7 separate regions of the Mus musculus genome follow, and all the other regions are linked to region 5. The links are chromatin loops, found by intact Hi-C in ENCODE. Cell type or tissue: left cerebral cortex. All regions are shown on one strand. Links, peaks and the distances in the headings refer to the core of each region. The heading gives the core; the rest is flanking DNA. Region 1 overlaps Myo16 (myosin XVI). Region 2 overlaps Myo16 (myosin XVI). Region 3 overlaps Myo16 (myosin XVI). Region 4 holds the start of Myo16 (myosin XVI). Region 5 holds the start of Lig4 (ligase IV, DNA, ATP-dependent). Region 6 overlaps Myo16 (myosin XVI). Region 7 holds the start of Cars2 (cysteinyl-tRNA synthetase 2 (mitochondrial)(putative)).

Region 1 (4,000 bases), core at 1-4,000, 320 kb before region 5:
GATAGCCACTGTTTGCTGATGTCCAATAGGCCTTCAGAATGACTTGTGAGAACAGATTGTACATGGAGGTTGAATCTGATGCCCTAGGAAGAGCTCCATGGGGGGTCTCACACCCATGTGAGTCTGGTAGGTGATTACTCCTGTTCTCTATGGCTTCCGTGCAGAGGCAAGTGAACCAGAACTTGTACTGTTATTTCCCAGGGTGCAACTTCAGTCTTTCCTTCCTGCATCTCACCACATGCCACAGCGTTCTTTTTATCCTCAGACATATGTTTCACTCAGCCCTGATAACTGCAGCCCCCAGAGATGCTCACACAGAAGGGAGGTCACCAGTGACCCAGAGAGGAAAGAGAGAAAAAAAAGAGCCCTTAGGGCACTGTCAACTCTAGTTCAATGTCAGACAGAGGTCTCCGCCTTAACAGAACCCTTCCACAGCCAGAAAAAAAAAATCTATCTATCAATGATCAACAATAGGTCTTCACAGGGAAAAGCCAGTGAATCTTCAGCGGCAGATCAGCAGTATTTTATGTCTTACTTCAAATACTTCATTTTAATCAATTCACTCTCTGCTGCCTCTTAGCTGGTTTTTAAGACCCGACATTGTGTGAAGTGCGTGGGTTTGGCTGGTGAATACCAAACACCTCTGTTGGTCTCAGACCTTCATAGAACACTCCTGTCTCATGAAGAGTCAAAAAAATACTGGGGTGTGTGCATGAATGGAGCCACTCATCCAACTGTAGGTGCTGCAGAGAGATTTTCCTGGTGCCAGAGTCTGACTTAGCATCAGTATCCTCACCTTTAAAACCCCTCCACCAAATGTCAAGAGAAGGTCAGACGTGTCAAAGCTTGGCCAGTGAGTCAGGCTTATGGAGCTCCTGAAATGTCAAGGGAAACAGTGCCTCAAGTCTAAAAGGGTCCCTCCTCTGTGGTCATAGAGGTGACATCTAAATCAAGTCCCATCCTATGCAGAGTGTGACAGATAGAATGACTAGAATAGCCCTGCCCTCCGGGTTATTTCTGTTTATCAAACACTCAATAACTATCAGAGGGCAGGGTGAAAGTCACTGTGTCAGCTCAAAGGATTAGTTAGACAGAAATTTGAGTAGATACCCAAGTGGCAGCGATCGCTGAATGAGTAATCATCCACCTTTCGGAAGTGAAGAGGAAATCAATCTTTACTTAAAAACTAAAGAGTAGCAAAAACATCCCCCCAAAGAGTGACTGGTTTGATCTCCCCATCCCTGAATGCCTCCACCTTCTCTGTCTCTGCCTCTTCTCATGTTGACTATAGGCTACTTACCCTCGAAGGCTACACTGTCCTTTCTGTTATTTCAAACATACAGAGCATGAGAGACATATCAACAGCCAACAGAGCTTGCTGTATAACCTGAGGGGTCTGCCTTCAGCTCTCAATGCAACATAATAATCCAGACATAGCACCAATGCTATGCAGGTGCTATGGGATCTAATGCCTGCTTCTGACCTCTGCATTACTCCCATATAGTCATGTACGCAATCTATACTCTCTCTTTCACACACACACACATGTACAAATCCACATACATGCAAACACATACATGAAATTAAAATTTAAAAGGATATAAAGAAGGCAGTATTCTGACTTCTGTAAATCAACCAACATCTGTATCTTGTTTTCTCTCCCTCCCTCTCTCCTCTCTCCATCCATCCATCCATCCATCCATCCATCCATCCTGGGGATTAAACTGTGTGGGCCTTTGACATACTACACTAGAGAGCTAGCCGATGAGATATTGCTCTTTAAGTGACACCAAAATCTAACTTTACAAATCCATCGGTAAGTTTGCTAAGGCTGTCTTATGCCCTATATCTCCTTCTTTCTGAGTCCAGTTCTCCCATATTTGGCCACTAGATGGTGACATATAGGGGTTTACCACCACCCGTGTGGTGATATATAGGGGTGTCCCACTACACAGGAAAACTCATTAAAGTCACAAATATAAGGTCAAGTGTCACAAGTTGAAAAGTTTGCTAATTATCTCCTAGTTCTGACCCATTTGTTAAATTCTTCCTCATGTTTCCTCAACAGAAAATCCACTATCATTCACTTAATCTAACAAGGTCAGTTATTTCATGATTACTGAAACAATGTCTATGTTGCTAACCATGACAGCTGGTATCTGTCTGTGCCTAGCCTTAACCCTAGCCTTACAGAAAGTCTGTTTTTCCTCCTAAGGATACAACCTTGAACTGCCAAGTCAGCAATCTATTTCTAGACCATAATTACCTACCAAGGCTTATGAAAAAATAATTTGTAATAAAAATGTATCTAGACTTTCCATGTACAGCAGAAGGCAGGTAATCCTCCAACTAAGAAAAGATAATGGTTTAGGCTTTTATTGGATCAAGGAGACTTAGCAACTATGAAGCCTGTAATACACTGGAAACTACCGGCTGGTCTACAGCTGACTGTCAAGATACACAGCATGCTGGGAGATTAAGGGATTAGAGAGGCAGATGAGAGAAATCAGATAAGTCACATTCCTCTGGAATTAAAGGATGGAGACAACATCAGGGAAGCAGGAAGACAGAGAGACAAGAGACAGAGAAATGGTGTGAGTCCATCTTCTAGTCCAGCATGGTAGAACAGAGGCAGAACAGGTGAGCACACAATGGACTAGGAAATAGACTCACACCATGATGGACCAGGAGATGGACTCACACCATGGACTAGGAGATGGACTCACACCATGGAGTAGAAGATGGACTCACACCATGGACTAGGAGATGGACTCACACCATGGAGTAGAAGATGGACTCACACCATGGACTAGGAGATGGACTCACACCATGGAGTAGAAGATGGACTCACACCATGGACTAGGAGATGGACTCACACCATGGACTAGAAGATGGACTCATACCATGATGGACTAGGAAATGGACTCACACCATGATGAACTAGGAGATGGACTCACACCATGGACTAGAAGATGGACTCACACCATGATGGACCAGGAGACGGACTCACACAATACTGGACTAGGAGATAGACTTACAACATGATGGACTAGGAGATGGACTCACACTAGAGAGTCAGGAGTGGCTACCCCATCCTCAAGTTCTCTTTTGAGCAACTCAGGAATGGGAGAGGATTTGAAGATATGGCATTCATGATACAGATGCCAAGATTCACCCAGCATATCCTTGTGTGTGTGTGTGTGTGTGTGTGTGTGTGTGTGTGTGTGAGAGAGAGAGAGAGAGAGAGAGAGAGAGAGGACTTGAATACCTTCACATGATTGCCCCATACCTGTGGAGCACTTTCTTCATTAATGATTGATGTGAGAGCGCCCAGCCTACTGTGGGCAGTGACACCTGGACAGGGGGTCCTGCATTGTATGAAAGCAGGATAAACACACCGTGAGGGGGAGGAGCAAGCCAGTAAGCCGCATTCTCTGTGGCCTCTGCTTTGGTTCCTGCCTTGGCTTCCTGGATGACAGACTGTTACCAGTTAGCCAGACAAACCCTCTCCTCTCCAAGTTACTTTGTTACGATGTTGGATTACTACAATATAAACCTAGCTAAGACAACTGGTCACCTCTTCAGGGAGGTAGCTGAGTCTCTACCAGAGAAGCCCTCAGTAGGAGGTCACAGCCCTCTGACATTGAGCTAGTCTCTTCTATGCCCTAAGCCCAGGGCCCAGCTGTGCCCAGTCATACTCATTGAGCATGATAAGTGGTTCTAAGGCACTAAATCTGAGGTGTTTCCCATCAACAGATACTCAATTAGGCTGCTAAAGGATTTCAGGGAAACACATAAATAAATCAAGGAATTTTGTTTCATCTAGGAGTGAACTTTTACTGACTATAGTTAGGAAAAGAGCAAGCAGGATAAATGGGATGTAGGGACACTTGGGAGAGTTTCTTGGTTAGAGACATGTTACTTGGTGGGGGCTGCAGAAGGAAAGCGAGCAGAAGACAGCATCTGTAGTGAAGATGATGCTGTGAGGAAGGCGTGTAGG
Region 2 (4,496 bases), core at 210-4,209, 190 kb before region 5:
TAAATTACCTCCGTTGGCCTAAAATTTCAACTTTCTCAGTGTTAATTCATTTAGCATGTTCATTTCTAGGGTGCTCTCCTTGGCTGGGTACACTCCATGTAGAATTTTTTATACCTCTCTACCAAGAAGCGAAGGCAGACCTGGACATGATGCATACCACATCACAGACACAGCCCTCAATGCCCAGAAGCAGTAAAAGAGAAATATCTTCTGGCATATGCCCAAGAACAGAGTCATTCGGACATGAATGACCGACACCCATGCAACAGTCCTCCACAGTTTCAGTTACGAGCACTGTATCCTCACACTGGAAAAAATAAACCACAATGTTCAGAGGTGGCAGATGTTGCTCATAAAATTCTATCTTAGCATAACCTGCTATAACGTGATCCCAATGCTGCTGGGATTCACTCATGGAGTATTTATCTTCTCTATGGCTTTCTAGTCTTCATTAAAGATGTTTGAGGGAATCCGTGGGTAAAGACACTTGCTACTAAGCCTGACCACATGTGTGTGTGGTCCCTGGAACCCACACGGTAGAGGGAGAAAAGCAATTCCCAAATAATTGTCTTCTGACTTCTAGATGTGTACCATGACACACACACACACACACACACACACACACACACACACTTTAAATTAATAAATTTTCAAAAATAACTAAGGTTAAGTATAAGGAATAGTTGTGACAATCCTTCTGCAACCCACAAACATTTCAGGTTTCAAACTATGCTTCATCTTGTAGGGAGTAAATTCTCCAGTGGGCACTGAATGTGGATCAACTTCAGCCAAATACCACCGACTCCTGGAGGCTGAGTCAGATCAGTTTCACCCAAACCATGTTGCTACCACATCATGGGAAAGTTGTGTGACAAACCAGGATCTTGCCTCCCCTGTGTGCACACACAGAGAACGTCTGCACCCTGCCACGTGCACAGCACTGAATGTATAGATATACAAAGTATAGAAATAAAAATATATAGATATCCAAAGTATAGAAGTGTAGATATCCACAGCCCAGCAGCCCTGAAGCACTATGTGCCCCACCCCCCTTTTTTGGTCCATCCATCCTTTGCATTATTGTGCTTTGTATTATTGCACTAAACACACTACTACTGTGATAGCTTGACTGTCCTTCTGTAAGCTTAGACACTGGACTACTTGGCCCCACTTAATGGCAGTGGCTACAGAGGGTTAGGAGGCACAGCTAGGCTAGAAAAGCACACCACTGGGGATGTAGGTTTCAGGGATGGATGGTCTTAGAAGTTTCAAAGCCTCTTGCAATTCGCAGCTCCCCACCTCTCCTTTGTGCTTTTCACTTCCAGATATGAGCCCTCAGCCATTAGTTTTCAGGTACACCTGACACGTTTGCTACCTGCCGCCGTGCCATCCACACCATGTGAGCCTTAATTCTCTGGACCCATAATACAAATAAACTTGGCTCTATAAGTTTCTTTAGTCATGGTGTTATCACAGCAATGGAAGGCACTTTCATCCTGTTATCTTCATGGCTGCAGTCTTTCCCTGCATCCTGTGCTGTGTTCTTCTTGGTGTGTAGATGAGTCTTTATTTCACACTCTCTTCATTCTTCATGATTTGGTCTCAATCAGTCCTCTGCTGTGCTTCCCCTGAAGGGACCATATTTCTTTGTCTGTCCTTCCAAGTGTGTTTTAACGCTGATGGTCTTTGGGATCTCAAGAGTGACGCTGGCCCATTGATGTTTTGCTCTGCAACTAACTAGCTTGCCTCCGTCTCTTCTTACCCAGCATCTCCTGCACTTGAATGTTAACTACAGTTAATAAGGTCAATTTTGACATTCTGGAACATTTGCCAAATATCTTGTTAAAAGCTGACTGAACACCAGCACATAAAATTATACTACTGAAGCAGGAGGTGGCAGAGTAGACCCCCTTGGGTACGAATGCAAGTGCCATGCCCTGAATCACTAGTGTCATTCAGAGCAAAACACATGCTTGGCTTGCAGTGATAGCAGCTGAAAACTGTGGAGAACTTAGAAAGGCACTAGAGGGAGTCTGAGTATGATATTTCCAGAAAAAGGAAACAGGAAAGCCACTGACTTAGAAAACATAGAGACATATCCGTGGAAATTACAATCTCAGAAGCTAGAACACCTGTGATAGTCTCTGCCTGAAATGAGTCAGCCTGCAAAGACTGAAAATGTTGGCTAATTTCTCAGATACCCAAGTCTCACGAAAATGAAAATGTGTCTCAAGGTATGCATAAAAGCAGGGGACTCAAGGCCCAAACAAGTGTGTAAGATTACTGTCTAGAGACAACTCCACAGAAGTAGATATCATTTAGTGACCCAACAGACAATACAAGAGTCAGCATAACACAGCTCAAAGATCTTAAATAGAACACAAACTTGCAATTAAAAAAAAAAACAAACAGAATGCATGAAAAGAAGAGAATGTCAACAAATAAAAATAAATTATAAGAGAAAAACAGAATATAATACCTTAAAAAATAAAGAATTGAATACCTTAATAAAATATCACAAGAAGGGTTTAGCACAGATAAGTCAAGCAAGAAAAAAGAATTAATTCATTCCATCTAAATTGATTTAGAACAGCAAAAACAAGCACAAAAGTGAAAGGCATGTAGGGTCACTTATGACGCTCCTGGATGGTGGGTGAATATACATGCACTGTGGGCATCTCAGAGTTCCCCAGTTAGAGAAACTGAGAGATGGCAGAGAGGTGATGTGAGGAGATCATGGCTACAAGTGACCCAGACCTGAGGAGCTGCACATTCAAATTTAAGAAACTCGACAAACCCAGCAGCACAATTCACATCAAAGCTGTCTTACTAGAAATGCTATTGGATAAAATGGGTACGGAAATCATCTACTATGTAGATTGAGTGGACTGATGGTCATCTCTCTTTAAATCCAGCAGTACGGGCTGTTTGTTTGTATAGGTTATTTTTCATGAAATTGGGTACATCAAAGTTCAGTGCATATATATGTTTAGTACAGTGATGACTTCTTGGTTAATGGTTCCTGTGATTAGAATGAAGAGTCCCTCTTTATCCCTTCTAATTAGTATTAGTTTGAACTCTGTTCTATCAAGTAGTGGGGTAGGGATGCCTGCCTGCTTGCTTCCTGGCCCCATTTGATTGGAGTCCTTTTGCTAACCCCTTTATGCTAACACAGTACCCTTAGAGCAGTGTTTCTTGTAGACAACAGATAGGTAGGTGGATTCCATTTCTTCATTCAGTCAGTCAGCCTGTGTCATTACTTTGTTCCAATTTTGTGTAAATCATGATTTCATTATAATAATATTTAAAAGGAAACACTTTAGGATAGTTAATAGTATATAGTTCATACAATCAAAGATTTGTGCTCAGCCACAAATAGGACATCCACCATATTTCTTCCAAGGCTTGGGGGACATCAAGCAAAAGGGGTGGAAAGAATGCAGGAAGCAGAGCAGGGGTGTGTGGAGGGGAACATGGAATACTGACTTCCACTCTGATATGGGTGGTGGACTCTTGAGGCCACAGTAGCTCTGCTTTCTCCAAATTGGCCATCAACCCTGTCCTGTGGAAGAAGGAAAGGCTCTTGGGTCCACACTCTCCTGTAAAATGTTATGTGCAATCAATGGCTGATGGAGGCGGGAGATATATTTTGCTCACTGATAAAAATGAACTTGCTACTGTTAATGAGTCCCTGTCCCATGCTCCTGTAAGAAAACTTGGTGAACTCAGTGTGTCTCACTCACACATACACACAGGTAGGAAAGCAGGAGGACTAGCTGGGATGAGGGAGTGGAGGAGGGACAAGAAGGCGATCCGTGAGATGAGGAGGGGTAAGGGGCAAGTGGAGGGTGAATATTACCAAAACATACAACAGTACATATATGAAAATATTACAAAAGAGCCTACTGTTATATCTAGTTACTATACACTAATAAAACATTAAAAGTAAGCGTGGGAAAGACAGTCTATGTTCATGGATTGGGAGGATCTCTGACATGTCCATGCTACTCAGTGAGACCCCCACAGGCAGAATAATCCCACTCAGAACACCAGAGGTGTTGTAGAAACAGAAAACGATGCTCTAGAGTTTATGTGGAATCCTAAAGGACCCCGAGTCCCAAAAATGATGGTTACAAAAAGGAACAAAGCTAAAATGCTACAGACGTCACACATCCTGATTAGATGACACATTAAAAGCTACAGGAATTGAAGCATTGGAGCGGGGCAGAAACATACAGTGAGCAGATTAGGGAACTCAGAGAGATGCTTGTATATGTACAAGGTTAGCTTATCAGCAGTAATAATCCCCAAATCAACAAAACTCTCTCAGGAATGCACCAGACATAAAAACTTCAGACTTGCATTATCCTAGATCCCCAATTTTAGTTCTGAGGGAGGCATAACCCGAGGGTGTCCTAACACAGGGGCATCTCATCGTGGTCATATGGCATTCAACTTCAACTCATCTCTTCATCCTGTTTGCGGCAAGCAGAGAG
Region 3 (4,496 bases), core at 219-4,218, 250 kb before region 5:
TTACTCTAGTAGCAGACAGGACGTTTGGACTCACCACACAGCAGACGTGATATATCTTTTCTACAGTTCCTAATTACTAACTGTATTCCTGGACAAGCCCCAACATTATTTATTCTGGTTTTATGTTCTTTAGATGGCCTTCGGGAAAGCAAAGCCTCCTTACATGTGAGTCTCTACGGATGGTAGTATTCAGATTTTAAAAGGCCCTTGGTGAGGCAGATGGCAAAACGTATAGTTGTTCTGACTTTTTAAATTGAACCAACTCCAACACTGGCTACATGTCAGGTTTTGATAGTTCTAAATTCATTTCTGTCTCATTTCCTTCAGAGTGGCTTCCCTTTAAAACTTTGCTAAATGATTAATTTGATTCACTGAGTGGGCGATATCCTAAGTCTTTTTATTTGCCTCCTCCCTATGATGGAACAAGGCTGGAACAATAGTCAAAGCACTGCCTGCTTTAGGCTGTGGCGGCTGCATGCAGGAAGGGCCTCTGTTTCACACTGCCATGGGCACCTTGGCGTACAGTGCTCAATCTTGACATGACACTTCTTCCAGATAGAGACAATTTTTTCCAAAGTGATATATGTAATATGTAATGGATATCTTTAATTTTTAAAGTTCATATTAGAATCCATCACTTAACTTATTACAGCTTTGTGTGTGTGTGTGTGTGTGTGTGTGTGTGTGTGTGTGTGTGTGGACAACCTCCCTGACTCCTGTCCTCTCGTCCATTAAAGTGACTCAACTGAATTTTTTATGGATGTGTCTGGAAATTGACTTCCAGGAGACTTCCCTTTGTCTGGAGGAGAAAAAATGCTGTCTTAAAGGCAAGGTGGCTGTGGAGACAAACAAAACAAAAAAATCAGTCTTGACGGTTTTCTAGCATCCTTTAATTCACCCCTATTGGTCTTGTTTGCTTGCTTCTACTCCGCCTCAAGGTCACCTCTTCTTTGTCAGGATCTTTTGCTTATCAGAGCTTCTGCCAGATTCAACAATTTGAGGAAGACCGGAGCCGAGCAAATAGAAAACTCGGATTTACTGGGTGTTGCAAAGCAGTGTGGCTGAGTTTCAGATGCTGACAGCTTCCATGCACAGCCGCCCTTGCATGTGGGAAGGGCACCTGGAAGACCCTGCTCTGTACGGGTGGCCATGAGCTTCCACTGCTCCTCATTGTCTTTTCCAACAGAACAAAAGTTGGTGGCAGGGGGTAGGGGTGACGTAACAGAAATCATTCTGCCCCACCTAATATACAAAACCCCAGCGAGTCTGGAGTGCAGCCCGAGCACAGAATTTGAGTATAGTGTGATTATCAGAAGGGCCCCCAAACAGGAAATGGCGCGTGGTGGCTAATACTGATTGTCAACCGGACAGGACCTACAGTCAGTGGAAACAAACCTCTGTGAGGCAGTTTCTAGATTGGGTTAGGTGGTAAGTAAGAACATCCACCCTAATGTGGGAGATCCCATCCCTATGGGTTGAATAAAAAGGAAAACGCGACCTGAGTGGCTGCCATTCATCTGTCTGTGTCCATGACTGGATATAACCTGTCTAGCTATCTCACACTCCCAATGCCACACTTTCCCAACCACTAGAACCCTAGAACCCTAGAACCATACAAACAGCCTTTCCTTAATTTTGTCACAGCAATGAGAAAAATATCTGGTGCATGACTACAGCTGATGGACTTTAATGAAGTTGGGTCATTCACATGAACCAACCTAGAGTTGGTCAATATCACACAGTTAACAAAGGTGGGAAACTTTCACACCAAGATCTAGACTATGAAGTCCTTCCTAAATAGTCTTTCTCTTCTTTAGTCCTCACCAAATCCCTCTGAATTAGACTCTATCCTAAGCCCATCTTATCTGCAAAGAGCCAACACCCAGAGCCTGTCCCAGAGGACCAAAGTGTATGCATCACCTACAGGAACTTCCACCGCATCACAGTGACGGAGTCACCCACATAACTTTCAGCTTCTCCCTAGAGGTTCATTTCAAGTATGCAGGGTAGTAACTGTGCATGCCACTTCTTTCTGGTCTATTCTGCTTAAGGATAGAGGGTTGTTTCCTGAGACTTTAACACCACAGCGCCCTTCTTGGCAGGCATCTAGCGTCAGGCCTACACTTTCTCATGGAGGGTGGGGGTCTCTGAGGCTTGTTAGAATCAGAAAAAGATTTGTACCAAGTTTAGTTTAGATTCCCTACAAATAGGAAGAAAAGCAAACCGCATGAATACATACAGGCTGCATATGTAGCTTCATCTGACATCTCACTTTTTTACATTTTAAGGGGGTGGGGGGAGTGGTATTCCCATCCTACAAAAACAGCCTAATTTTGGCTTGGGCTGTGCTCAATTTAAGTCCTCTGATCTCCCCCTAGTGTTCTCGGCTTAGTACTGCACTTCACCACTTCAAATGAGGCTCCTGAAAAGCGCTTCTTCATCCAGTAGGAGGCCTGATCCACTGAGCTAGTGGTTCTCGACCTTCATAAGCTGTGACCCTTTAATACAGTTCTTCATGTTGTGGTGATCCAACTATAAAAGTATTTTCATTGCTACTTCATAAATGTAATTTTGCTATTGCTAAGAATCATAATGTAAATATCTGTGTTTTCTCATGGTCTAAGGCAACCCCGGTGAAAGGGTCATTGGATCCCCAAAGAGTCAAGACCCACAGCCTGCACACCCACAGTGTGCACTAAGCACACACTGCCTTGAGCACCATGACATATTAGCCTACCTGCTAGGAACAAAACAAGTGTGGGGTTTTTTTTTCCTTCAGAGACTCCGGTCCCCATTGACAGCACAGGGACCACTTATTGACCAGGGGTGGCAGGCTCCTCTGCTCCCTTGCAGTCTAGACCTCTTGATGAGTCCAGGGTCCTCACCCAGGATGGTGCTCATCCTGCTGTTTTTGCTGAGTATCTCAGGATTGACCAGAAGGGCAGGAAGAAGGCAGCCAGGGGTGGATACAAAAGGGAGGAGAAAGCTCCTCCTAGTCACCTTTTCATGGCTGGTGTGTTAGAGGTGCTTAGCCTGCTTTCTGAGGAGTAAGGAGGCAAGGAAAACAGATGGCAGTGGATGACTGGGATCATGGACTGGGTCCTTTCAATGCTATCTACTGAAAGAAAAGAATTACACTCTCACTGGTTTGGAGCACAAGAATGCAGTGTTGAAACATTGTTTGTTTACAGAGTGGGCCAATGGAACCAGAAACATATCAGTGTCATTCAGGAGCCTATAGAGAAGCTGGGGACATTGTGAAGACTCCCGTGAGAAGAAGCTGTGGGGTGACAACAAGGAAGAGAGGAAAAGTAGTGGCTTTGGGTGGGAGGGAGCACCCCATTAGAGGTGGGAGGGAGCACCCCAGATGGTCTGGGGAGGATATGTATGATGGATGGGTGAGTGAGGGAGCACACACTGGAACCACCTCACCAGCTGTGTGGGAGTAAAGAGGAGGAAGTTAGAAATCAACTCAAGTAGGCAGTGATAGTGCCCACTAACAGGCATATGAATCCTTCAGTAAATACAGGGTTGTGTATGAACGCTGCTGCAGAAGGCTTTTCCGTCTATATCAGGAACAAGAACCCTCTAAGCCAGCCCCCAAATCTAAAACCAGAGTTCCCAGGAATCTGAAAAACTGAAATTGATAATTACCCATCACCAGAGTCACCCTGAGTTCAGCAGGGAAGAGATCTCTCCACTGGCTGACATTCAGGGTGGCTGTTTATAAGACAGCCCTTAGCCCTTCTGAGATTCCAAGAGGGGAAGCACTCATAGAAACATTGCTGGGGAGAGGCAGATGAGGAAGGCAAGGCCAAGAGACACAGAACAGTCAGTAGTTAAAACTCCATAGAACAGGAAGGCTTTGGTAAGCAGGTGCGCGCACCTTTGCGTTACTGTCTCTGAAGACTTTGAAACCATGGAGTTCAGTCTCCTCAAAATTTCAAATTTCAGAGACACAATGCAGGTGTATTATGGGTTTTTTTTCCCTCATAAATTCTGATATCAGCCCTCTGCACTATAAAGTACTACTAGCTAGAGGAGAATTTGTTGTTGTTATCAAGCAGATTGTTTTTAGATAGGCCAAGGTAAATTACTAGGACAATTCCTTTGAAAATGAAATCATTATATTCTTGACATTCATAGCTAAATTTAGCTCCCAAGAGTAATTCTTATAAAGAATTCCACATTAAGGCTATGACCCAGTCTTAAAAACAAAGGAGATGTCTGTGATAAACTAATAAAATACACAGAACCTTTGCTTGAAATTAAAACTCATTACTATAACCAGACATGGTTGTTTTGACAGTAACAAAATCTACAGGCAGCTCTTGGAAAAGAGAAATGCTTGCATTTCCAAAATGGTGTCACCCTCTGGGGGCATAGAGTGTCAACCAATCTGATATCCATCCATATGGGCATGAAACAAATCAGCTATACAATTGGTAAACAACCAATCCATGCAACTTAGATGTCAACCTATCCACCCATTCACC
Region 4 (4,496 bases), core at 204-4,203, 180 kb before region 5:
AAAGGGCAGACACCTGGTCGAGGTGCTCAGCAGAGCACAGACTCTAAAAGAAATACTATTCTTCCTTCAGATAGCTGAAATCTGGTGCAATTTCCTCACACGTGTATCTGATTATTTTTGCACACTCACTCTCTGCAAGCTATGTATGTACAGAAACACACACATATGCATACATGCACACACCCATGCACATATTTGAGTTCCATGTGAATTCTGGGCCTGGATGTGGCAGGACATGGCAACTTTTCCTTCAGACGTGTTCCCATTTTTGTTCAGTCTCCTTCGAGACCATTCCTGCCCTGCTGAAGGCCTGTGCCCCACAGAGGGCTCCCGTTCCATAGACATTCCCTTTCATCTGTACAATATGGAATTGCCCACAGATCATATTAACGACTTGGTGTTGCAGGCCCTGGAGTATCTGTCTTGACACATTCCCAGACTGTGGGGAAAGGGTGTCTTTACAGAACAAAGTGCAAACACAAGACGCTTCAGCTGTGTTAGTGTGCACGGAGCACATAGGCTCTTTCTGTCACAGCTGTCCCACTTCTCTCAGGACACAGATGAACTTAACCATTGCACTGGGCTCTCGAGATGACACTTTCGATTAAAGTAATTATTCCTTTAGTAAACAAATATTACATTCTAAATGATGTTAATGGTATTAATTCTTTCTACAGAGCACTGGCATGTATTCTGGCTGCCACAAAATCCACCAAATATAAGTCTTGTGGGCTCACATTCGTCTCCCCCTTCACTCACCATAGAAATGTTAAAGTTAACTGTCCATCACTGGTACCTCTGTAATATTAACAACTGAACCCTTTAAATATACCAAGAGCAAACTTGAAGCAACTCTGGCTCTGTAAGGAACCTGCAGAGGTCCCTCCTGAGCCTGGCTTTCATTCCAAGATCTCATGGGTGACTTTGATGCCTACCCTGATTCTAAACTAAATGTTTCAGGACAGGCATGACAGGGTGACAAGAGCATCACAGACCCTGGCAGTAATGTGGGACAACTGTCATCCTGGCAGGACACCAGAGACTTCCCATGACTCTCAAAGAAAGTCCTACTTAAAGCGTCTCAGAAACACATGACACGTGCATGCATGTGTGCGTGCATGCATGCGTGCGTGCGTGCCTGTGTACACACACACACACACACACACACACACACGCGCGCGCGCGCGCGCGCTCGCACCTTGCACATACATGAGGGTAAAGACTGGTCCTTACACCGTCCTTTTTGTGGCGAGCACAGAACAGCCAGGTCTTGCTTGACCTGGCTTTTTGATGGCTTCTAAAGTGATCAATAGTCCCTTCAGGTGACAAGTGTTGAACACAAAGTCTTAACACACTGACCCCAAATCCATTCTGAGCCACAAGTGAGGAAAAGGCACAGATAGCTGGCCAGGTCTCTGAAAATCACTATTTCCTTTCAGAAGATGTTGAAGGTGTCCAAGAGACTAGTTAAAAGGAGGGCTTCTGCCTATCGAGGTGTTTAAGAAAGGAAAGGCAGCCTTTGTGGTCCTGGGACGCACAGAGCTGTAAGTCCTGACCTGCCCCTCACTTTGTCCCTGGCCTTAAGACAATGGGAGGTTGAGGCCAAGGGTCAGAGGGATATGTGCAAGAGGCGCCAGCTGGCAAGCTCTTGCCAGCATCATCTTTGTTCTCCCAAGTCTCATTTCCATCCCCAGAGAAGAGGAAGAAGTGCATCCCATCGCCCGGGAGCCTTTGCATAGGTGACAGCGCCACATCTCCCATGGCAACTAGAGGTTTCTTTCTACAAATTGCCAAATTTGCCTCCTTGTGGTTAAATCCAGAGTTCTAAGAAAGATTCTGGTCTTGGCCTCCTTTCCCACATCCCAAAGGTGGCAGGGTCCTTGCTGGAAAGGAATTAGAAACCGCTTCACCACTCCTCATGCCCCACGCCCCATGCCTGTCCAGCGCTCACTACAGCAGCTGGGACAAGCGCTGGCGACCCTGCGTGGTCCCTTCATGCTACAGGACCCGGAACCTCGGATTCTCCAAGTTCCCTACATGAGACACCCTGCCGCCGACCCTACCTGACGAAGAACGATCCCCGGTGCCCCGGGATCCAACAACGGACGGTCCCGGCGGTTCTGCTCTGCTCCTGGACGCCGGGTCACGGAGCAGACTGGCGGAGATGTGCTGCGCTGAGACGCGATGGGGACCCCGACTCCACCCGTTGGCAGCTCGCAGCCCCCGCCCCTCGGGCCGCAGCCGCGTCCCTGCCACTCGGTCCGAGCTCCGCCCCTCTCCCTACACAGTCCACAGCTGGGTTCCGTCCCTTCTGGTCCTCCTGGTTCCTTTGGGTCTCCACGCAAGAACAGGGCGGTCGCCTGGTCCTGGCGCCCTCCCGCCTCCCCGCCGCGCCCCGCGTCCCTCCCTCCTTCTCACGCGCTCTCACGCGTTCGCGGAGACCGCGCCTCCCAGGCTGGCTCTGCTACCCTCCCTCGGGGTCCTATCCCCTCCCCTTCTCCAAGGATGTGAGAAAGGGTCTAGCGCTTCAAACTTTTCCGCCCAGACTTCTGTAAGACCGCAGGGAACCGGATGGCAATGTGCACTGCACAGGGGCTCCCCTCGGACATCCCACCAGAACAAAGGCCATGCAGTCCTGGCAACTGTGGCAATTGTCCAGACAGAATGGGTGACCAATTTTAAAGCTACAGAAGCCAGTACAGTCTTCTATGTCTCTGCCATTAGATATTCTGCCTTAATAGGCTTGAAATTGGGAGTTTGGGCGCAGGACATTAGGAAAGCATGCCAGGACTGTAATGCATTCATTTGCCGTGACAAAATACAAGATGTGCCTGCCCCCTTAAAATTTGGTTTTGTGTCAGCTCTGTAAAGTTTGCTTGTCTGTATTTTACCAAAAGTGGAGAATGTTCTGTTAATTCTGGGATGGTGTGTGTGACTCTCTCTCTCTCTCTCTCTCTCTCTCTCTCTCTCTCTCTGTGTGTGTGTGTGTGTGTGTGTGTGTGCATGCACATGCACCCAGAGACCAGCACCGTATCAACGGGCACATGGATAAATGAGTGTGTAACTCAGGCTAGTTCTTGGACACATGCGGATAAACAGTACAGCACAAGCCCATATGACAACGGAGAAACTGCAGATAACTGGACTTAGTACACATTTTACACTTTGCATGTAGGTGTTATTCGAAACGGAGTTGGGTCTTTTAAAAGATGATCTAGGAATGTGGAGATAGATTCAATTAAACAGTTGAATTACCATTAAAACTATGGGGCGGGGGGCAGGAGGAGGTCTGTCTTTAAAAGTTCACTAAGCAGGAAACCTGAATTCAAATTCCACCTCCTAGAATCCATGTGAGAAGTCAAGTGTAGTTTAACCCCCCCCCCCCACACACACACACAATTACTACGAGGCTTGCAACCAACAGTAGCCAATATGACAAGCCTCAGGACAATAAGAGACCTTATTGTAAATAAGTGGACAGGGGAGACACCCGGAGTTGTCCTCTAGCTCCACATGCTCATGCATGTGCCCACACACACACCATGCACACAGAGCATACCCCACATGAAGCTCATGGGGTGTTGATATGGAGATTTTTTTCAATATATAAAGAAAGACTGGATGTTTAGTTATTTAAAGATAACTTGTAAAACCATTTGACAAAGTAATCCAACAACATCACCAATCACAATGTATCCTGGCAAGAATGACTGTAAATTACAATTCAAACAGGCACTTCACGATCTATTTCTTCTCCTAGAATCTTCTTCACTTAGCAAGATAGAGATATAAATGCCGTGTGAGAGATACCATCTACTTTTTTGAGGTGTTTTGTGGCATTTGAAATCCTAGCTTCCCATTGTACTCTGAGATTCCTAGAGACGAGGAAACACTTGGGAATTTAGTGCAGCAAAGGTCAGCCTTGGTCACCAGCATTTACAACTGCGTGGACATAAGGCAAATGGGAACTAAACTATAATTCGACTCACGGCAAGAGTTTGTATTTCCTAATATCAAACAGCATATATTTCTAGATCATGGCTACGTGCTTGACATATGTTTGAATTTTTTTTTATATAGATCTAAGTTTTTGTATTAGCAGTGAAGTCGTAGGGTAACCTTAAAAAGAGGGGTGCAATATAAAGCAAACATGCTAAACACGCACACTTGCATTTCAACCATTCCCAACACATTCCACACCTGAATAGCTGGAGGCTGGGAACATACAGCTCACTCTGATAAGGGCTTTAAAAATGATTATACTGTCTAGGAGTATGGGCAATGTATTATTAAGAATGTCAATATTGGCTCAGCTCCCAAAGGTAATTTTCCTCTCTAAACTGAGATATAAATGCTGGTTTGCCGTTGATCCCTATGTTTACATACACACGTTCCATTCTGAAATAGCAATTATTTTGCTACCATAGAGGCATGCGTTATCTGGCTTTGCCAACCCCTTGAGACAAACAGAGCCGTACCCAGAAGTAAAAGAAGAT
Region 5 (4,496 bases), core at 241-4,240:
ACAGGTCCTCCAGCAAGCTTTCCTCGGACCTCGTTCCCAGTGTCACCAGTTCCATCCTGTAGCCTGGGCCGACTCATGTGGCACTATTTACTAAGGGGGTGATGAGCCTGCTTATATAGGCTGGGAGTTCCGTGATGGCAGTGACCTTATGTTACTCCATCGGACGCTTTCAACGCGTAGCAAGGCCGAAGGTACAGAGCAAGTCCAACTCAATCCCAGCTCAACTGAGTCAAGTCTTTGGTAGCACAGCTGTGACATAACTCTGCACTGCCAATCATTAATTCTCAGTGAGATAAAACAGTGCTTTAGAGAAGAACATGTCTAAGCACACACACACATAAGGACTAATTCATGCCAAAAGACAGAGCAGATCGACAAAAAACAAAACAAAACCCAACGTTCAAACTTAAAGCCAGTGTGTCACTTGGTTCCTGCTGCCTGGTAGACAAGTGCACAACTAAAGGTTTACTTTAGGTTGCCAGCTCAGCCAAGCACACTCCCTGATGCATTCTCGCTTCACACCAATGGCTAAAAAAAAAAAGAGGCCCAGTGACTTCAAGTGTGCGACAACTCTCTGGATTTTATGGCCCCGTCGCCCGCAGCTGCGAGGTTAGCAGGTCTGCACCTGTTACAGACAAACGCGCCCAGTCCCTCCGACCCAAGCCCGGGGTTTGCTGGCCGACTGTTCTGGGAGTAGATACGGGCTCCCGAATCCGAGCTGCGGGGTGAGGAGGTCGGGGAGGCCGCCCGCGTCCCCGCCGCACTTACTCAGGCTCGCGGGCGGGCTGCGCAGTCGGCCGCGGGCTCGGAACCCGGCTCCGCGCTGCAGCGAGGCCCCGCGCCGCCCCCGCCGCTCCTCATCGTCTTCCTCCCGCCGAGGGGCCGCCGTCGCCACTGTCTAGCCCGGAGCTCCTGCGGCGCGGCGGGCCCAGCTGGCGCAGCCTCCACTTCCGGCTCGCGCGCGGTGTCCCTGGCAAATAACCCCGCCGGCCCCCACATAACCTGTTCTCCAGCTTCCTCCCGGGAGCGCGAAGCCAACCTGTGCACCCCTATGCGCATGCGCAGGACACTGGGCTCCGCCTTCATGCTACGGTAGCCCGTAGGGGCAAGATACATCTCGGCGTTTCCAGTCAACTGCTGCCTGAACACATTTCGGAGAACAAGGAGTTTCTCTTCTCTCCTCTTCTCCCCTCCTCTCCCAAATGTGCCTGCTCTTGGCTATGCTCTTTCACTTATCTGCACTAAACTTTCTCTTCCACCATGCCTAACTTTCAGGTAGTTATGCCCTTCCTTTTTACTTTTTTTTCCCCCCACTCTGAGGATAAAACAAATTTGGTTCTCCATTAACCATGCAGCTAAAAAGCACATTAGAGCAAGAGCTTTGAATTAACTAATAGCTTTTCTCGGCTCATAATTTGTGGTTCTTTCGTATCAGTAAAGCAGAGCCCGACCTGTGCCTGACGTCGGAGCGCAGGAGCAGTTGAATAAGACACGGATGTGTAAGAGTTGTACAAGCTGTACGAGCACCGCTGATGCTCCTGTACAGTAACGTGTGGCTTTGCAACACCACAGGGAAACTATCGTGAGACTAAGGGAAACTACAGAGAAAATAACTGGCCACACGGAGCCGTAGGATCTGGCCCCACTTTAAACTAGCCCTGGACTGTCGGCCTTGTGAAATGCAGCGTAAACACATTAGACAACCCCTGAAAGCAATTGACACTCTAGTGTCTCACCAGGACTGCAAAGTTTCACCTTCAAAGAAAGTGTTCCCCACACTTTGCCTATAATTTCTGAACTCTTATTGGTGGAGTAGGGCAGGTCATAGCCACCAATGCCAGTGGAAAGTAAGAGTTTCTGAGACGTGGAGCGTACGTTTATACTTCTATTTTGAGTATCTAGTATAGTTATTGAGTGACAGTAAGGTGTTCAATAACACTATCAGCTAGCTTTATTCCAAATCACCGAGCACCATTGAAAAGCCTTTAGTCCATGTAAGTATGTTTCTGCGCCATGAATTATTTATTACTATGTAATACATAATTATTTTTATTATTATGTATTATTTCTGCACAGTGAAAAGGCTACCAAGAACACAGAACCTGAATTAATTTTGCAAAAGTCTTTTTCTGGAGCCCTAGACTTTTTAGGTGGGAGGATTCTCTTCTGTCCTGGAAGTCTTCAGAAGCCAGTCCTGTCAGGGCAGCAACCCAGGCTCCAAGTTCCTCAAATTCGGCTCAACGATGACATCCAGCGGCGAGGGACCGAACATCCTTTGCTACAGGCAGAGACAGTGGAGGCGCGCTGCGCAGGCGCTCTGAGCCGCCGCGCCGGCCCGCCCCTGCCTCGCCTGTGCCTTTAAAAGCCGGCAGGCTCGCCTGTTCCCACTGCGCCTGCGCGGCAAGCAGCTGGCGGAAACGCCCGGCCGGCTTCTTGTGGCGGCAGCTTCCGGTCGGAGTGGGGCGGGGCAACCTCTGCTAAGCAAGTGGTGTGGCGGGTTGGAGGAGGCAGGGAGGTTCTTGGTCCTAGGGAGGCTGCGTCCTTCCCGTGCTTTGTCCCAGCGTCACCACCCGCCTTCCACGGTGCAGCCGGCTCGCTGGGGACTGATTTCAGGTGGCAGCCACCGGGTGAAGAAATCGTGTCCTGATGCTTAGTTGTATCCGCACGCTGCCCTGCCCCCTGCCACCTAGCTACCTGGGACCTGCGCGCTCCCCCAGCTCCTTCATTCGGCAGGGTTGGGGTTCACGGGCTGCTTAGGTAAGCAAAGCACTAATGCAACAGGTATGGAGGCACCTTCCAAAGCCTGTGGTCATCGACTTTACCACGAGTTAAAATGTTTGAGTGCATTTGAACTTCAGCACCTGAAGCCTGCCAACGAACTTAATTGTTTTATTGGGGATGGAAAGCATAATATCAAACCTCCGAGTGATAAAACAGCAGAAATTCAAATAGTTAACTCCTGTAGTTGGTGTTGAACAAAATGTGTGTGTTTGATAGCAATTTGAATTCTTGGTTTTCTGTGTTGATAGTTGTTTTAAGATGCTCGTGTATTCACACCATTGCCTACAATACACTATTATTATAAACGCAACTTGAATCGTTTGCTCCAGCTCGTTGAGAAAAAGTTCGAGACTATATGTATTCTCCAGATATACCTATAGAAGTGCACTTGTATTGGGACATTCAGAAAGTATTTAATACACGTCATCTTACATGCGTTGTACAGAAATTATAACTGTAGTATTATGCACCACCATGTACCCACTTGAAGGACCCAGGTGGCTGGTGCAGTCAGTTATGCAAACCAGCTTCAACAAGGGAAGCAGTTAACCAAAATTGTAGTTACAGATGTCAGAAGATACAGTCCCAGGTGGCTTATCTTGATCTGACCTGCTGATTTAGTTGTGTTTCCTCTGTGAAAAATACGACTTAGAAGTGATGTTTGTTTTGTCCTCTATAAGCTACTAATGCTGTGAATAGTTTCCAGAGCAGGCTGAACTATGTTTGATGTCTATTTAACCAGCCCAGCCCTGATCCCCTCCTCCTTTTTCCATAAAGCATTTAATAATTAGTTCCACAAACAAATTTGAGCTATATGATATTCATCACTGGGAGCACAAATTGCCACTTGATGTGAGACTTTTCTTTGTGGAGTAGGGAAGTAGAGTATGAGGAATTTCATAATCTCCACTGCCTGGCCAGATACTGTTGTCTGAAGTCACATAATAAAGCATTAGTTGTTTTTCCTGGAACATGCATTTTACTTGAAATTATTTTTAGAATACTTGTTTGACTATTATATAGTTTAAGTTGCATTAAAGTAACTGACATGCATTCCTGTAGAACATGTAGGGATATTTAAAACTTTGCAAAACTTCACACTTGTGTTAATATATGTTAGGGAACATTCTAAATCCTGTTCATTCATTTCCTTGATTTCCAAAACCTTTGGCGAAAAGGCAGTGATTACTAGGGTTGGGATTTTGATATTTGGTAAAGCACTGTGTTAGCATAGTTTGATCTCTTTGTGCCTTTTGTTCTTTACAGTGTATATGCTGTCGTCATAAAGCAGAAGCAACCCTATCATACTGCCTGGCTCATGTGTAGTCACTGAATATTTGGGAAATAGCAGGCAGAAAAATATGAACAAAAATTATAAATTAGGGCAGTGGTGGCACGTGCCTTTAATCCCAGCACTTGGGAGGCAGAGGCAGGCAGATTTCTGAGTTCGAGGCCAGCCTGGTCTACAGAGTGAGTTCCAGGACAGCCAGGGCTACACAGAGAAACCCTGTCTTGAAAAACCAAAAATAAATTAATTAATTAATATTTGTATATATATGGTAAAAATAGGTAAAAATGATGCTGTTTTGGGGTCTGATTTCCAGTTGAGGTTTGAATGGCAGAGGGGTTTGCCCCAGCTGTCAATGAAGGGATGAGGTAAATGGAGACATAAGCCTTTTGGCTGGAAGAGAAGGATAGCTGTTGTTTGTCTTTGT
Region 6 (4,000 bases), core at 1-4,000, 430 kb before region 5:
ATACATATACGCACACGCACACACACACACATACATACCACACACACCACACACACACACACGCACACACACACACAGACACACACACACACACACACACACGTGCGCGCGCGCACATGCACACGCACATATACACCACATACACACACACACTGCAGGGGAGGGGCTGATGGTATATGTGCACATGTGTGGGGATGACCTTGGGTAACCTAATTTGTCATTCTCCACATTCCTCCCTCGCAACAGGCTCTTTCCCTGAATTGACAGCCAGGAAGCTTCATGACTGTCTCTACCCCCACAGGCCAGGAGTTACAAGCTCACAGATGACGTTCCTGGCTTTTTACATGGGTGCTGGAATCTGACCTCAGCCCTTTCTACACTCTTACCGATTGGGCACCAGCCCCAGCTCCTTCGTGGTTTTTTGTTTTGTTTTGTTTTTTAAAGAAGAATTAGAAATGACAGAAACCTGAGTCCTTCCTAATCCCTGGGCACGCGTATACGTGCGTCAATATTCAGATTTGCTAACCTCTTTTCTGGCTGCACTGTGGCCCATTGCAACCCACCCTCTCTTGCAGAAACAGAACTAAACAACCAATGAAGTCACTGTCATGCCCCCCGCTCCCCCACTGCCCTGTGCTTTGTTTCAAAGGTTGAGATCCCATGGTTCTAAAACTCTAGTGTGAAGCCCCTCTGTTGGACCCGGGATATGACATATTCTCTAAACAAGTTTCTTCAAATATTGAGCATGAATTAAAATCCAGTTCTTGTCCATCAACTGACTGGGACCTTAGCAAGGATCATGACTGAACAAGTCTCCAGCTGTGTGTAAACCCGGCAAGTCCTTTCTCCTTCAAGACTCTACAAATACATAAAACCCAGCTTTTGCCAGCCACCTGATGGCCAAAGGCCACTCTCCTGATTCAATGGGTCCTCATCCTACACCCTTTAATTTATGACATTATTTTTGAGATAATCATTATTCATTTTAAGCAAATGTATTGAGTCTATTTCTTAAGTTTTTTTTTAAATAAAAACTTGGCATTTGTCATATCTGGGCACTTATTAATTTGAGAAGCATTCTGCATGATTGACTATTATAAAGCGACACTTTGATCCCAATCACAAATCAAAAATGCTAAATATAATGAAATGTGTTTAACCATCTGGTATGGAAGCTTAGGTTTCTGAAGAGACATTAAATCTTTACAAAAATCTATTATTTGGGCCTGAAAATTAATACAACCCAAAGCAAATTGATAGCAGGCAGGACACAATTGCCAGTTCATTTGTGATCAATATGATTTATGTTTTCTTAATTACATTGAATAGGTAGCTATGCATATATTAAAATTAACAATGTAATCCCTTCTCACTGCATGAGCATACAGCAAAATAATTATTTTTAAAAGCCGTAAAATAGGATGATTTAAAAATATTTTAGATTTGAGGCATTTCTGTATTGTATTTGACAATAAAGTGGTGGTTTATTATTTTATAAGAAAGGTTATCATGAATAATGGGTGATGTGTACCCAGACAGCTGCCTCCCCATCTCAGGTGAGCAAGCGACACGCTCTAAAGGTAGAGCAAGCTCCTTCAACTCCCAACCTCACTCTGCTGAACTCTGACACAGGATGACTTTTGGGTGCTTGCTGCGTCTTGCGTTTAAAGCACGTGGCTTTGTCCCGACACAGAGCAGACATGTGCATGACCAATAATGACTCTCCTCCCATTAGTGACTGACTGTAGACACACATCTACTGTGCTTACTATGTGCCTACGCGCACCCTAACATGAGCTACATGTGTAAATACGTGTGTACGTGTGACGGTTTTCAACCTTGAATATCAGAGTCTCAACTGTCTCATCAAGGAAGTAGAATCAACTGTCAGGACCATAGACTCCTAGCTGGGATTTGAACCAAGGCAGTCTGGCTGCAGAGTCACACACTTAATCCTAGCTTCATAATAACCTTGTCCAATTTGTCTTGCCTAGAAATAAAGACATGTGACACTAAAGCCATTTAAGAACTGTAAACTCTTACGACCTTTTCAGTGCACACTTCTGCGTTCTTCCAGATGGCAGTTCCAAGCTTGAAACTGCCAGCTATTTTCTTCTTTATTAACTAGTCGGCCAATAGGTGGCGCTAAGTAACTGTATTAGGAGAAATGCTGAGACAAGCTAAAACTGGTATATGACTCTGAAACAAGATTATAAGAAGAGCACATAGCCATAAAAATTTAAATGAAAATATATAGAAAAAATACCTATTTGCACCCTCAATGTTTACTGATTAAAATTTTATTGAACTGATTTTTCCCCACTTATACTGTGTGGTATAAGTTTTAATAGTTAAAGTGACTATGTGTTGTGAAAGTAGCTAATTATATTGTATTTCCTAGAAATAAAGGTCCAGGGGCTCCTTAATGAATATCCACACACCCATTAATCAAACTTAGCCTGTCATTCTCCTCTCCAAAGGGACTTCTCAATAAAGGCTTATTTAAATCATTGGAACAGAATTGAGTGAGTCTGAAACTCATTTGGAATGGAATGGACAAGAAGTCCCAGGCAATTTCTTTCAAAAAAGGTGGTTTTCTGCTTCAATAAGTCCAATGACACAGAAAAGACCCACTCCTGATCATCAAGATTGAGATAAACGGGTTAGAGACAAAGTAGTGTTGGGGGCTTAGCTGCTCGCAGACCTAGGGGAGGAGAGCAACCCATCTGAGCATTGGACTCCACCTGCCCCTGAGTACACAGCACAGCAAACACACCGAGAGACCTCTCATAGGACAGGGATGCCCTGCAAGACTGGCCTTCGCTCAGGTCCCACGCTCCTTAGCATCTTTCAGACCCAGCCATGTCTTTGTCTTCCTTCCTTCCTCATGGTTCATGTGAGTACCATGTCCCAGGAAGATGAACAGAGAGGCCATGGACCTCTCAGACAGCCCCGTTAATCTTGTGGGGGTGGCTGCATGTGGCTTGGACAAGGCTGTTGCTGTGCCAATTGCAGGAGGTTCCTTCATCACTTTCTGTGTGACAGTCACTGGAGATGCCCTCTGCCCCAATCGCTCTTGCTTTTATCTCTCTAGCTTCCTTTCACGTGTATAATCTTTGCTAACTGAACAAGACCTTCACTGCTTCTATCACACAACAGTCTGCTTAAGATGCCACCAGCCTTCCCCTAGTGAGGTTTGTTTGTGCAGCTCTCTGTGTGTCTGCCAGTGAAAGGCCCCCCACTGAGGGTTCACAATCAGCCTCAGGACAGCTCACCTGTCTTCACCTGAGAGCTTCCTTTCAATTAAGCTGGCTCTCCATCTCAACCTCACTGCTAAATAGCCCTGTGCACGAAGGATGCTCTATCTACTGATTCGATTCTGCTAGCCAAATCTTTATCTCATGAAGATTCTAGTAGTTTCCACCTCTCAAGTCCACTGAATTTTACAGATGTCCTGTACTGTTACACAGATTTACAAATCACTTGACAAATTCCTTTGACTCTTGCGTAAAGCCCTGTCAATTCCTCAGGATGCTTTGCTGAACCTGCACTGGGCTTCATGGACTTAGACAACGATGTTTGTGTGGATGGTATCTAACGTAGGGAATCCCATGGTTAAGATGGGATTTAAACATGTCATGAAGAATGAAGAAAACATACAGGGAATCACTTGAAATCTCCATGGAGCCAGGGTTTTTTCATCCCCCAGTGCCAGCAGACTTGAGAGAGTTACACCCAACCAGCTCAACAGGAGTTGGAAAGTAGTCACGTAAACTAAATATCAAAGCCAACTTATATAAAGTGATCAGACTGCATTTGAGAAATTCCAGAGCCTGTTCTCTTGCCAATGATCATTTTAATAGATGATTATCTTAGCTAGTGATTTAGAGGGGAGACTATTGTTCCCTGTCATTTCAATTAAGTCAATAGATTCTCCTATTTCCATTAGTTAACTGGCATTTATCTTATAATCATGTTGATTTATTCATGTTTTCATTTG
Region 7 (4,496 bases), core at 198-4,197, 1.6 Mb before region 5:
GCATAGAACACAGTCTGTATTACCTGGAAGTCTAGCTTCGGGCAAGCAGTTAGAGGACAGAACTTTCAGGAAAAAAGTAGGGAACAACATGTCTGCCTAATCATTTGCCTTTCAAGAGAGCATCAAAGAAAGGGGGGAGGCCGGGCGTGGTGGCGCATGCCTTTAATCCCAGCACTCGGGAGGCAGAGGCAGGTGGATTTCTGAGTTCGAGGCCAGCCTGGTCTACAAAGTGAGTTCCAGGACAGCCAGGGCTACACAGAGAAACCCTGTCTCCAAAAACCAAAAAAAAAAAAAAAAAAAAAAGGGTGGGGAAGACCAAAAATACTGAAAGACCTGAGCATGCTTAGTATCAGACAGACTTGACTGGACAAGCAAAGGACTCTTTACTTTTGTAAGCCACCAGTAGGGGTGCATTTGTGGGGGTAATTTGAATGTAACTCCAAACAGTCCTCAAGAGATGAACGATAGACTTCTGCTCTCGTTTTCATTTGTTTTTAAGGCAGGGTCTCTTGCAGCTGAGGCAGGTCTTGAACTCATTGCTGCTCCTGTATCTCTCTCCCAAAATCTTTGATTATCGATGGATGCCACTATTTTGACTCTAAAAAGTTTTAAATGATTTATTCTTATGTGTAACGGTATTTTTGCCTGGATGTCTGTCTGCGGACCACATGCATGTAGTGTCTGATGAGTCCAGAAGAAGCCTTGGCCCCTCTTGGAACAAGAATTACAAACTTTTGAGTAGCCGTGTGGATGCTAGGACTCAAACCCGGGTCCTCTGGAAGGGCAGTCGTTTCTCCAACAGGCATTTCCAGTTACAGGTTCTTGAGGAAAGGATCATTTCCTGGTGTGGTTCTTTCATTCTAAGCCCATAGAACAGTAAGAAGTACACAAATACTGCATGTACAGGGTTGCAGACAGCAGTTTGGTATGTAGTATTGATCTACACGTACTGATTGTGGCAAGGTACATACTTGCAGATATGCTGTACGTATGATGGGGTACAGGGTGTGTTAAGGCGCACATATTGAGGTGTTTAAATGAGGACATGATGACCGCGGGATGGTGTATAGTGTGTTGGAGTGGTGTGCTGAGATTGGGTACATATTGCGGGGCACACCGGGTCCCAGCAGCAGACACAATGATGTACACCGAGCCCAAGTTACCCATAAGGAAAGGCGAGGAGATCTGCGCTAAAATGGGGAAGGGTTCGAAGTTCCCGCCTCTCTTCCGCTGCCACCGTGCCCAAATGCCTAAATATTGCCAGACTTCAGGCAGAGTGTAGCCTCTTCCGGGAGTGGGCGGAGCCCCATGAGGAACGGGCGTGGCTTCTGGTTCGCCCGGCTGGGCCTGGCCTGCAGGATCTTGCCTTCCGCCTGTTCGCTGGATCTGTCCCCAATATGCTGCGGGCGCGCGGGCCTGGGCCCGGCGCTCTGCTGCTCCGGGCCGCGCTGGGTCTCGGGCGGCGCGGGCGGTCATGGCAACGGCCGCAAGGCCAGGACACCGGCGTGCAGGTGCATAACAGCCTCACTGGCAGGAAGGAGCCGCTGATAGTGGCCCGCTCGGACGCAGTCTCCTGGTGCGTGCGCCGGGAGAGGCAGGGCGGAGCGAGGCGGGGCGGGAAGGTGCGCAGGGGCAAGTCAATTCTGAAAGCCTGACGTGGTCTCCCGAGCGTCACTTAAACACCGCGCGTGTTCAGTGAAGGTTGTTAAGGAAGACTTAGGGCTCCTTTTACATATCTCACATGGTGGATCTTAATATGTTCCCAGGTATAGCTGTGGACCGACTGTGTACGACCATGCACATCTTGGCCATGCTTGGTGAGTTTCCTAGATTTGAACCTTTGACAAAGTCAGAGGGTTATTTATTGTGCAAAGAGTAAACTGTTAGCTTGTTTTATAATCTGTTAAGTGAACTGAGTGATGATTGCATTCTGGGAATTGTGAGACACCGGAATGTTGGTCTCTTTGGTCTTCATAGCTGTTTGGAGTTGCATACCCATTGGAGTTACTGTGAAGGAATAGAGAGTGACCCGTTTGCGAATTAGATGTTTCTAAGGTTGGTCCAGAGACCCGAATCCAACAGTGGGGGATCATTGCCTGGTCTTGGACGGATCACATTCTTGCTGGAATCATGGTTCTTATTTTGAGTGAAGACAGAAATGACAACATGACATCTTCATGGCAGTTTCTGGAAATGTCTATGAAGTGCCGCTTAGCACAGCGCCCCCAAGTGTTCTAAGTGCTCCACCACTGACCCACTGACCGAATACTGTCTTGCTAGACTCCAGGGAGCATTGGAGCAGTATTTGTTGACATTTCCCATCTCTTGATATTTTAGTTGTTGTCTTGCACTTTTTTGTTTGTTTGTTGTTTTTGAGACTGAGTTTCTCTGTGTAGTCTTGGCTGTCCTGAAACTCACTTTATAGACCAGGCTGGTCTCAAACTCAGAGATGTCCCTGTCTTTGTTGGAATGCTGAGATAAAAGGTATACGCCTACTGCCTGACTCTTGCACAGTTTTAATTGGGTATTTTTAAAAAGATTTATTTATTTATTATATGTAAGTACACTGTAGCTGTCCTCAGATACTCCAGAAGAGGGCATCAGATTTCATTACGGATGGTTGTGAGCTACCATGTGGTTGCTGGGATTTGAACTCAGGACCTTAGGAAGAGCAGTCAGTGCTTTTAACCACTGAGCCATCTCGCCAGCATCCTTAATTGGGTATTTTTAGACCTAAATGAAACGCAAGTGTGGAGGCCAGAGGACATCCTCAGATGTCATCCTCAAGTGCTACCTTCTGTCTGTTTTGAGACAGAATCTCTCACTGCCTTGGAAGTCCACAAACAGGCCACGCTGGCCGGGAAGCTCGTCCCCAGGGTCCACCTGTCTCTGCCTCCAGCACTGGGGTAGTGGGGACAATCCGAGAGAACAAGAGTGGTAAAAAGCTCTTGTTGCTTGGCAGTGGTGGCGCACACCTTTAATGCCAGAGCTCTGGAGGCAAAGGCAGGTAGATCTCTGTGAGCTCAAGGCCAGCCTGGTCTACAGAGCAAGCTCCAGGACAGCTAGGACTACACAGAGAAACCCTGACCTAAAGCAACAAGAACAAAACAGTCTTGACATTGAGTTTTGTATCAGGATTTTTTACACACTTAAATACATGCAAACTCATCCAACAGCTTTAATCTTAAAAAAGGCAATACAGTGTCCCAAACTGATGTGATTGCTTTTGTTGCGTCTCACAAGGCCCTTCTGGGCCTCCAGGTGGGACCCAGTTTGTAAGAAAGTACTTGGCTTAGTTCCCTATGAACCAAGCATCAACTGTAGAACACTGTTTGGAAGTTACATAGTAGCGTGTTATACTGTAACCCATTTCTTTTCAAGAATAAAGCTGATGGGGCCCACAAGATGGCTCCCTGGGTAAAGGCACCTCTTGTAAGAACCTGATGACCTGAGGTTGATCCCCAAGATTCACTTGGTGAAAGGAGAGAACCAAGCCCCGAAAACTGTCCTCTGACCTCAACATACATTCTGCACATCTGCCTCTCCTGTGTGTGTGAGAGGCACACATACACACACACACACACACACACACACACACACACACACACACAGAGCATTCATACCACAGACACTATAGTAGCAGTAGTAAACATTGTGTCCTGGAGAGATGATGTAATGCTCAGAGTACTTGTTTATAGATGAACTAAGTTCCTCCCATCACCCACATGATGGCTCACAACCGTCAGATGCACACATGGTGCACATACATACACACAGGCAAAATACATGCACATGAAATAAAACAAGATAATCAAAAATAACATAATTTTTAACAGCTGGGCAATGGTGGCGCACACCTTTAATCCCAGTAGTTGAGAGGCAGAGGCAGACAGGTCTCTCTGAGTTTGAGGCCAGCCTGGTTCCAGGACAGCCAGGGCTATACAGGGAAACCCTGTATGGAAAACCAAAAAACAACAACAAAAAAACTAGGTTAAAAATAAAATACTGGTCAGGTAGTGGTGGCGCACACCTTTAATCTCAGCACTTGGGAGGCAGAGGCAGGTGGATCTCTGAGTTCGAGGCCAGCTTCGTCTACAGAGTGAGTTCCAGGACAGCCAGGGCTGCACAGATACAGAGAAACTCTGTGTCGAGAAGCCAGAAAATAGAATAAGTAAATTAACGCCGTTGATTCTGTGTGTTGAAGACAGCCTGGCAGTGTTTTTCTTTCAGCTCCTATGTTAGATTTGACATTATCCGGAGGATCCTGACCAGAGTGTTTGGATGCAATGTGGTCATGGCGATGAGCATTACCGACGTGGATGACAAAATAATCAAGAGAGCTAACGAGGTAAGCAGCCTCCCTCACATTGACCGGCAAGCCGGTGGCTGAGCGGCCGTTCCCTGCCGAGGCTACTTTCATGTATTCCTAGTACTTGTGACCCTTTATGTGTCCCGAAGACTCTTCTCCAAAAAAAAAAAAAAAAACCAGACCGAGA

The links. Hi-C counts contacts between places; a loop is a spot of excess contacts. Peaks named below come from ENCODE experiments on the same cell type or tissue, not always from the same donor. Only the 100,000 strongest peaks of a DNase experiment are listed, where the experiment ranks them.
Region 1: it touches region 5 in a loop (8-fold over the local background); 14 of 42 quality-filtered maps call a loop at or near these places.
Region 2: it touches region 5 in a loop (3-fold over the local background); 3 of 42 quality-filtered maps call a loop at or near these places.
Region 3: it touches region 5 in a loop (3-fold over the local background); 8 of 42 quality-filtered maps call a loop at or near these places.
Region 4: a loop joins it to region 5, with 2.5 times the contacts of the local background. A loop is called at or near these places in 3 of 42 quality-filtered maps.
Region 6: a loop joins it to region 5, with 9 times the contacts of the local background. A loop is called at or near these places in 20 of 42 quality-filtered maps.
Region 7: a loop joins it to region 5, with 5 times the contacts of the local background. A loop is called at or near these places in 2 of 42 quality-filtered maps.

What each region holds. Positions count from the first base shown.
Region 1 is chr8:10,298,891-10,302,890 of GRCm38, reverse strand. The region is part of intron 2 of Myo16 (myosin XVI); the gene reads right to left. Among named protein-coding and RNA genes, the nearest start is that of Gm51560, 48 kb to the right of the region's middle. In left cerebral cortex, for the core only: a CTCF peak has its summit at 1,888 (motif pointing right); a DNase peak (open chromatin) is centred at 1,885.
Region 2 is chr8:10,162,672-10,167,167 of GRCm38, reverse strand. All of the region lies in intron 1 of Myo16 (myosin XVI), which reads right to left. Among named protein-coding and RNA genes, the nearest start is that of Myo16, 11 kb to the right of the region's middle. In left cerebral cortex, for the core only: a CTCF peak has its summit at 2,009; a DNase peak (open chromatin) is centred at 2,052.
Region 3 is chr8:10,228,805-10,233,300 of GRCm38, reverse strand. The region is part of intron 1 of Myo16 (myosin XVI); the gene reads right to left. Among named protein-coding and RNA genes, the nearest start is that of Gm51560, 22 kb to the left of the region's middle. In left cerebral cortex, for the core only: a CTCF peak has its summit at 2,402 (motif pointing left); DNase peaks (open chromatin) are centred at 272 and 2,381.
Region 4 is chr8:10,151,814-10,156,309 of GRCm38, reverse strand. It overlaps Myo16 (myosin XVI), which reads right to left and starts at 2,399. Exons shown (of 35, transcript NM_001319151.1): 1 at 2,064-2,399. In left cerebral cortex, for the core only: a CTCF peak has its summit at 1,821; DNase peaks (open chromatin) are centred at 1,844, 2,247 and 2,588; H3K4me3 peaks cover 1,837 bases; H3K27ac peaks cover 1,222 bases.
Region 5 is chr8:9,974,292-9,978,787 of GRCm38, reverse strand. It overlaps Lig4 (ligase IV, DNA, ATP-dependent), which reads left to right and starts at 2,477. Exons shown (of 2, transcript NM_176953.4): 1 at 2,477-2,757. It overlaps Abhd13 (abhydrolase domain containing 13), which reads right to left and starts at 1,071. Exons shown (of 2, transcript NM_001081119.1): 1 at 769-1,071. In left cerebral cortex, for the core only: CTCF peaks have their summits at 1,091 and 2,256; DNase peaks (open chromatin) are centred at 242, 1,061 and 2,339; H3K4me3 peaks cover 2,367 bases; H3K27ac peaks cover 1,222 bases.
Region 6 is chr8:10,400,939-10,404,938 of GRCm38, reverse strand. The region is part of intron 14 of Myo16 (myosin XVI); the gene reads right to left. Among named protein-coding and RNA genes, the nearest start is that of Gm51561, 27 kb to the left of the region's middle. In left cerebral cortex, for the core only: a CTCF peak has its summit at 2,137 (motif pointing right); a DNase peak (open chromatin) is centred at 2,135.
Region 7 is chr8:11,547,579-11,552,074 of GRCm38, reverse strand. It overlaps Cars2 (cysteinyl-tRNA synthetase 2 (mitochondrial)(putative)), which reads left to right and starts at 1,304. Exons shown (of 15, transcript NM_001359137.1): 1 at 1,304-1,576; 2 at 1,767-1,817; 3 at 4,231-4,348. The coding sequence starts at 1,398. In left cerebral cortex, for the core only: CTCF peaks have their summits at 417 and 2,230 (motif pointing left); DNase peaks (open chromatin) are centred at 1,327, 1,570 and 2,164; H3K4me3 peaks cover 1,461 bases; H3K27ac peaks cover 919 bases.